2 separate regions of the Homo sapiens genome follow, and region 2 is linked to region 1. Evidence: read pairs that join two places in POLR2A ChIA-PET (ENCODE). Cell type or tissue: CD4-positive, alpha-beta T cell. All regions are shown on one strand. Each heading gives the region's core, and the rest is flanking DNA. Links, peaks and the distances in the headings are about the cores only. Region 1 has its middle 61 kb from the start of GPRIN3. Region 2 has its middle 9.5 kb from the start of GPRIN3.

Evidence for each region. ChIA-PET counts read pairs that join two places held together with the same protein. Peaks named below come from ENCODE experiments on the same cell type or tissue, not always from the same donor. Only the 100,000 strongest peaks of a DNase experiment are listed, where the experiment ranks them.
Region 2: POLR2A ChIA-PET joins it to region 1 with 6 read pairs; 3 of 35 experiments call an interaction of 5 or more read pairs at or near these places.

What each region holds. Positions count from the first base shown.
Region 1 is chr4:89,366,674-89,371,078 of GRCh38, forward strand. No RefSeq gene overlaps it. Among named protein-coding and RNA genes, the nearest start is that of GPRIN3, 61 kb to the left of the region's middle. In CD4-positive, alpha-beta T cell, for the core only: no CTCF peak of the experiment used is centred there; no DNase peak of the experiment used is centred there.
Region 2 is chr4:89,315,112-89,319,516 of GRCh38, forward strand. No RefSeq gene overlaps it. Among named protein-coding and RNA genes, the nearest start is that of GPRIN3, 9.5 kb to the left of the region's middle. In CD4-positive, alpha-beta T cell, for the core only: no CTCF peak of the experiment used is centred there; a DNase peak (open chromatin) is centred at 1,950; H3K4me3 peaks cover 882 bases; H3K27ac peaks cover 2,677 bases.

The sequences.
Region 1 (4,405 bases), core at 183-4,182:
TGGAACAACAAAGTGTGGGTGACAACACATCTGTCCATAGTGTGGGTTACTGAATATTTTAAGCATACTGTTGAGACTTACTGCTCAGAAAAAAAAAGATGCCTATCAAAATATTATTGCTCATTGACAAGGCACCTGGTCAAACAAGAGCTCTGATGGAGAGGTACAAGAAGATTAAAGCTGTTTCATGCCTTCTATCAGAACATCCATTCTTCAGTCCATGGATTAAGAAGTAATTTTGACATTCAGGTTCTCTTATTTAAGAAATACAATTTGTAAACCTATAGCTTCCATAGAGAGTGATTCCTCTGTTTGATCTGGGCAAAGTACATTGAAAACCTTCGGGAAAGGATTCACCATTCTAGTTGCCATTCAGAACATTCCTGATTCATGAGAGGAACTCAAAAGATCAACATTAACAGGAGTTTGGAAGAAGTTGGTTCCAATCCTCATGGATGATTTTGAGGGGCATAAGATGGGGAAGTAACTGCAGATATGGTAGAAATAGTAAGAGAACTAGAATTAGTAGTGGAGCCTGAAGATGTGACTGAATTGCTGTAATCTTATGACAAAACTTCAACAAATGAGGGGTTGCTTCTTATGGATGAGCAAAGGAAGTGGTTTCTTGAAATAGAATCTACTCTGGGTGAAGATGCCATGAGCATTGTTAAAATGACGAAAAAGACTTTAGAATATTACATAAGCTTTGTTGGAAAAGCAGTGGTAGTATTTGAGAGGATTGACTCCATTTTGAAAGAAGTTCTACTGTGGGTAAAATGCTATCAAACAGCCTCACAAGCTACAGAGAAATCTTTCATGAAAGGAAGAGTCAATGGATGCAGCAAACTTTATTGTTGTCTTATTTTAAGAAATTGCCACAGCTACCCCAGCCTTCAGTAACCACCGCCCTGATCAGTCAGCAGCCATCAACATCAAGACAAGACCCTCCACCAGCAAAAAGTTTATGACTTTCTGAAGGCTCAGATGATCTTTAGCAATTTTTAGCAATAAAGTATTTTTAAATTAAGATTTTTACATTGTTGTTTTAGATATAATAAATTGCACAGTTAATAGGCTATAGTATAGTGTAAACATAACTTTCAGATGCACTGGGAAACCAAAAAGTTTGAGTGATTTGTTTTATTGTAATATTTGCCTTATTGCAGTGTCCTGGCACTCAATTAACAATATCTCTGAAGTAGGCCTGTACATAGATAGCTAGATAGCTTTACGTCCTGTTTTCTCTCTTATTGTTAGATTATAATATTAAAACATTTCCTTGTTATTTAAATTTCTTATGAATATTATTTTAAAAGCTGCAAAGTATTCCATTGTAATCATGTATTATCATTTATTTAAAGTTTTCTTTATTTTGGATGTTGACATTGCTTCCATTTTTACTAGGACAACTTAATGAACATCTTTATGCCTAAATATTGGTTTGTATTCCACATTATTTCATTAGATGTGATTGCCAGAAGTACAATTATTAAGTGAAATGTTGATGAATGAAACCAAATTAATCCAAAATATTTTGTCACAAAATCTACTTTCAAGAGCAGTTTGGAAAATACTTAACATAGTCCTTTCCATCATTAAAAACATAAGGAGACGTAAGACTTTGCTACTTGCTACAAATTTATTTAATTACCAGTAAGAGTGATTATATTTTATATGGTGATTAGCTACCACATATGTTGAAGCCAGCCTAATTTTTGTGCTTTGTAGGTAAATCTCTTTCCCCCCCCCCTTGGTTGGGTGATTGTTAACCTTTTTTCTTTACACTTGAAATTAAAATTGCTATAATATATCTATATTAAAATTAATTTTCCATGGAACACAATGGAAGTTTTCATTGTACCTACACAGGCTTCCATTCAGTTCAGCAATGATTTTCTTATATACTATTATTACGTTTCCTATTCTCATGTTTGGTCTTTAGTAACATGCATGATTTATAGGTTGGCTTCTCTGTTTTTTCTCTTATTTTATTTTATCTATTAATTTGGTTGTTAATATCATTTAATGCAGCTTTCCACCTTTAATGTTTTGTTTTTTGATTGCCACCAATGCTGACTTTAAATTTGTTGCTGTATTTGGGGGATTTTCGTATTATTTTCCCATAGTATTCAGTTCCTGTTTCACAACTGTTTTCATCTTAAGCCTTTCTCTTCCTATGAATTCCTTCTTTCCCTAAGAGGTGCTTCTTTCTCATATCCCCTTGAATGCATCAAACATGTTTTCTAAAAGCTCCTGTAGCTCCTAGAACATTTGGCTTTGTGCCTCTATCCTATTAGTATGAATAATTGTGTCAAAATACTGGGACAAAAGACAGTGCATGTAGGCTCTTCACCACAAGGCCACATTTCTGCTTGCAATTCACATTCCACTTCCCACTTTTAGTGGCAGTGTGTCAGTTTCTGTGTCATGTCAGGTTCTCTGAGAAGCAGATGCCAAGATGGAGTTAGGGATATGAGAGATTTATTATAAGTTTTGTCCGTGAAAGATAAAGAGGAGCGGCAACAGGAGTAGGAAAAACTGTCACAGGGCAATTCAGGTCTGAATCCTGTGAGAGGAAAGGATGGTGGGAGGAGAATTGGGTAGAAAGATGTTCAGAGTGTGGTGCCAGGTTTGAGAGCATTTTGGCCAGCCACTGGGCAGTTTCTCTAGAGCAGAAAGTACCCATTAGAGGAGTCTTACATTGGGTAGAAATTGGCAGGTCTCAGTCCCTCTACCGTGCATGTCATTGGCTGCGGGTTACCTGGGGACAGCAGGTGAGAGAGAGGGGTCTCTGCAGGGGACCTGAAGGCACTGCAGCAGGAGAGAAGCTTGCAGCAGTATGTCTTGAAGGAAGGTCCAAGGAAACTCCACCCTAGCTGCTACAGAAGGTAACCAGAGAATCAATGCCTTTCAATCTAAACATTTCAATTTCTGATCCCAACACATCCTAGTTACTAAAGATGTTTTTCTAGTCTTTTCTGGAGGTGGCATTTCCTCCCACATGAAGCAGCAAGAGTGAGCAATGGCCAGGAGGTTTGACAAGACCCAGCAGACTTCATGACATGTTGATAGTCCATTATCTTCCCTGAGCACTACATAATACTGCTCTATCACTTGACCTAGGTCACCGGTTTCAGTTAATTCTCAAATGTTTTCTACAACGCCTTTTTGCATAATCTGCCTGTTCCCTTTTCTAATTTTCTCTACTTCCATGGCTGATGTCAACTTACAACAGAGAAATGATTGTTGGTTTTGTCCTCTTTTTGTGCCATCTTCATCTGAAGAGTTTAACCATTTTGAATCACATCAACTTACTCCAATTTAATGCTCTCTAAGGCATTCCACTACATTTAAAATTAACACCCCACTTCTTACCATGGCGTACAAGATCCTATATGATCTGCCTTCTGACCTCGTCTTCTTTTGCTGATTCTCCTTACTCATCATAATCTAAACTCCTTGGCTTTCTTACATTTCCTTGACTACCTGAAACTCTATCTGGGCTCGAGAGTCTTCTGCTTCTATCAGTTTTCCTCCAGAGCTTTGTACCATGAGACTTCTGTTCTCAAGTATCAGTGCCTCAGAAGACTTCCTTGACCTCCCTACTTAAAATACAACCTCCAGCCTCTACCACCACCACTGTCTATTTTCTTAGCATGCTTCCTGGTCATCCTGTCCCCTTCCCTGATCATACTGTCATCAGTTTTGCCCTGCATTTTATTGCTACTTTGTGTCAACTCTTTTGTAGGGTTGGCATCGACATTCAGGATACTCTGTATAAGTTAGATCAAATGAGATCTAATCCATGCTAGAGCAAGGTGGGAGACCTCAAGGCTTCTAAGGAATTTGAAAGAGTTAACCAGTCTGAGCTACACCACTGCCTGGATCTGATTCTCGACACTGGTATTTCATCATCTGGAATTATATTATTTACGTGTTGTCTTATTTAATATCTGTCTTCCCCATCAAGAAAGGAAGTGCCAGAATGTCAAGAGCTGTGTTTGTGGCATAAACTTCTGTATGCCTGACCCTCCAACAGTAACTGGCACATGGAAGGCACATGTGCCTTACTAAATAAATAAATATTTATTTAGTAAATGAATGAGTGAATAATGGAGGAAAGTCTTTGTCTGAAAGAAGTATATTTTACATTCACAGCACAGCTTCTCAAACCTCAGCTATATGCATGGTGATCACAATAACTTTGACAGAGAGGACTTAGGGAAGATATTACAGAAGGTCTTGTGAGGAATATCAGAACACACATTGCTAAATGAGGGATATCATCAACATAAGGAAATGCAGATTGGGCATTGTGGCATGTAGCCGATTTAGCCAGTGACTCTGCAGCCAAGGCTGGTGCAGGTTTGGAATGCTGATCCTTCCAGAGCTGTCTGTTTTCATT
Region 2 (4,405 bases), core at 263-4,262, 51 kb before region 1:
AAAATAAAGCAAAATAAATTAAAACTAAAATATAGTTCTAGAACAATGCAAGAATAAACAGTGATTTGGCATTCAGCACCACCATTATATCAGTTAATGACTGAGTTAATGAATGAACTCATGTCATAAGCATAATGTTTATGGATTGATGAATGTGTTCAGTTTGCCCCAGATTGGTTAAGTTTGTCTGGTTATAATGAAATTGGACCACTCAATCAGTATGACTTGAATTATACTCTGCAAACGCGGTGCCTCCTAGATTGCAGAAGATGGAAAGTCTGATTTACCCAATAAATCTTCTAGAATGGTACCTCAAAGAAATTTGGAACCTCAAAAAAATGGTTCTCTATATCCTATTTTTTCTGTTGCTTATTACACAGAAAATATATATATGTATATAGGGATCCATAAATCTAGATACAAAAATAATATGTTTTATTTTATATAGACTGAAGGTGTCTCTGATAAGATTACATTTGTCTAAATGCTGCCAGATTTTATGGAAATCTTTTATACACATGAAAGATAAATACAAAAAAGCCTTGTCTAGTTAACAAAAACACTTAATTCTTCTAATCATTTAATTGAAAATCATTTCAATTTGTTATTTCCAGGAATGGCTTGTCTCTCTAATTATCCATTTACTATAGGAAATCTCCATGTTTGTAGAAGTTGAATCACAATGCATATCAGTATGAAGTGGGTTGTTTTTCCCTATAGCAATAGTGTTGTAATTAGGCCTGTCTTCTCTGATCATGAATACAGTAATAAAATAATTCAGAGTTTAAAAACTAACACTGTTTCATAGAAACAAATACTAAAATCTCTGCAGTCATTTAAAATAAGGCTATGTTCTAAAATCTATAAAAATAATATAAATAAGTTGTGTACATCAACTATTCAAAGAATCCCAATGTACTACAATGTACATATATAACCCTTAACAATTTTAACACACACTCACATTGCTTCTTTAAAACAAATATTCCAGCTCTAATAGCCATTGTTTTAATTATACATGATTCAAGGATTAATTTTGTTTGCATTCTTGTGATTCAGAAGATGATGGAGGAAATAATGTTTTGCACTGAAACTGCTTAGGGAAGTTTGCATAATTTTTTTTCTTGATTTCCTGCAGCAAGAAGAAGCCTTAAAAATTATTGAAAAGTTCTAACTAGCAAACATTTGTTAAGATTCTACAGTATGCCAGACACAGTATATTAGGCACTGAAGACACAAAGTTGAGTAATATGTAGCTTTGCCCTGGTCTTGTAGCAGATTTCCAAACAAGCATGAGTTATGCATGAGACTCTATAGGGCACAGGGCAGCTAGAGTTTTGGGAAAAGAGAGGATCCTTGAAATGAGGATTTAAATGTAAGATAAAAATGGGTTAGTGAGGTGAGGAAGTGGAATGAACAGGAGATAATTTCGAGAGTGGGTAATTCAGGCTCTGCTCAAGATTGGGTCATCAGAAAATAGAATCATTCATTGTAATGTGCACATATTTGAAGTGCTTATTAAGAAACATAATTCATTAAATAAAATGCCTACTGAGTGTTTTATTATGTACTGGGCAATAGGTTCTAGGTGCTGCAAACATGATGATTAATGAAACAGTAAAAAATCTCTGACCTTTTGGAAGTTAAACTCTAGTGTGGCAAACAGATAAAAGTTGAATATACAAATAAATGTATGCCACAATGTCAGAGAGTAATAAATGTCATAAAAGAAAAAAAGCAGGGTCAGGGCCTGGAAAGTGACAGGGTGCTATTTTAAATTGAGGGGTGAAAGGTTAAGGAAATCCTCTCTGAAGAGGCGGTTTTGAGCAGACACCTGAATGAAGTTAGGGGGCAAACCATGTGACTGTCTAGTGAGGAAGAGCATTGCAGATACTACGAACAGCCTGTATAAAAGCTCTGAGGCAGGACCATGGCTTGGTATGCTTAAGGATCAGCAAAGAGGCCAAAGTGTCTGGAGCAACCTAAATGAGTAGACGAATAACAGGAAATGAGTTGGCAGAAGTGGCTAGCTTATGTAAAGTCTTTGAATTTACCAAAGCTATTTTTTCTACTTCCTAATTAGGTAGCTATACTGTATTTCTCAGCATGCCTTGCAGTTAGGTGTATAGACACATGAAAGATTTCTGCCTAATGGAATGCATCACTTTCAGACTTACTCATATAAATGTTGTGCGTGATTCTTTCTTCTGTTTGCTAGCCAGATGCACAGGATCCCACAGAAGACTCAAAGGCCCTGGGGAGTCCTGGGTCTCTGATCACTTAACTAGGAATATTTACATTGCACTTTGTATAAGCACAAAATGCAGTTAATTACACTAAGTCACCAAGATGTGGGGGCTCTCACTAATAAAGCTTTGGAATAATTACGGTTTAAAAAGAAGTGTTTAATAAAGCTGACACTTGAGTTTATTGTTTTTTTCATTCTTTATCCTATATCCCCCAGATTAGACAACCCTAGAGAAGCAAAGTGGCCACAGAAGATCAATTTGAAAGTTTTTGTTTTAAAGAGAAGAGGGATGGTCATCCTACTTTGTTTTAGTGATGCAGAGAGGTACAGACATCAACTTCCAGGGTGCGAGGGTCCTCAGATGCAGCCTCCGCCCACAGCTGCCTCTACCCGATTCTTTTCCTGTCCAGTTCCAACAAGAATAGCAGGAATGATCAGAACAAATCAGAAAAAGAAAAATATAGTTATCTATTAGACAGAACTGAACTTGGATCACTTCCTTTATAAGTAAAAAAAGATGATATGAGGAAAGCACTTGTGTATTGAAGAATTTGGCTCATTAATTAATAAATTCACCTTAAAATTTGCATAATGCTTTCCCTGCCTCTTCATCTTTTGGGTGCAGACACGTGGCTAAGATCCCAACAATATTTTATAAGATTTCTTTTTTCTCCCTGTAGAAATGGTCCCTAGCTGCATTTTAAATCTGCCTGTCTTTGGCAGTTTTTTTTTTTTTTTTTTTTGAGACGGAGTTTTGCTCTTTTGCCCAGACTGGAGTGCAATGGTGTGATCTTGGCTCACTGCAACCTCTGCCTCCCGGGTTCAAGAAATTCTCCTGCCTCAGCCTCCTGAGTAGCTGGGATTACAGGCATGCGTCACCATGCTCGGCTAATTTTGTATTTTTACTAGACACGGGGTTTCTCCATGTTGGTCAGACTGGTCTCAAACTCCTGACCTCAGGTGATACGCCTGCCTCAGCCTTCCAAATTGCTGGGATGACAGGCATGAGCCACCACGCCCAACAGTCTTTGGCAAATTTAAAATGAAGTGCCATGGCACTATCAAGCATTTGGTGCTTTATTTTATTTTTATTGCGCATGTACTCTGTTTCTGGCACTCTTCTAGGTACTTGGAATACAAAACTCCCTGCTCTTGTAGAGCTCAGAAAAAAAAGGCGTTTGATTATATTAAATAATATGACTTGGTTTGGTTTCACTTTTTGTATTAGTTTCCAATTACCATAGTTAGAAATTACCACTAGCTTAGTGGCTAAAAATAGCACAAATTTATTCTCTCACAGTTCTGGAATGAGGCCTATGGTACTAAAATCGAGGGTTTGGCAAGGCTGGTTCCTTCAGGAGGCCCCAGGAAAGCACCTGCGCTTTGTCTCTTCCAGCTTTTAGAGGCTGCTGGTATTCCTTGGCTGGTGACTACATCACTCCAATCTCTGCTTCTATAATCAGATTACCCTCTCCTCTGTCTGACCTTCCTGTGTCCTTCTCATAAAGAAGCCTTGGGATTTTATTCAGGCTCACTGGAATAATCCCAGATAACCTCAGCACAAGATCACTAACTTAATCACATTTGCAAAGTGTCTTTTGCAATGGAAAATAACATATTCACAGGCTCTGGGGATTGGAATATGGATATCTTTGGGGAAAGGGAGCATGGTGTTTAGGCTACCACACTTTTTCAATATTTAAGACCAAAGAAAGTATTTTCTTTTTGGGAAAGCTTCGGACAAATTGTTTTATAGAAGAATGATTCCATTCTCTTTCTCACAGATTGCAGGTAGACCACTAGAGCATGAAGGCATGTGTGAGTTCCATTATGCTGTGGGAGCAGGGTGTTCAGAGATTCAGTTCTATTACATTGTTGTCTGGTGATCTCCAGCAAATTCTTTAGTCTCTGTGACCCCTGGTTTCTTCATCTTTCCACAGCAGTGATAATGGTACCTCTGTCAACTGTTGTCTGTTGTCTGAAGATCAACTGAGATAACTATGAAAACCAGTTGACATACTGTGGGTGGAGTTTCTCAAACTCTCATACACAAATTTTTAGGGAATTAATAGATAGTTTTTAATAAATTTTTGATTCTCTGGATTTACATGCAATTTTTGTTCATATATATGAACATGGGGGAAATATTATCTCTAT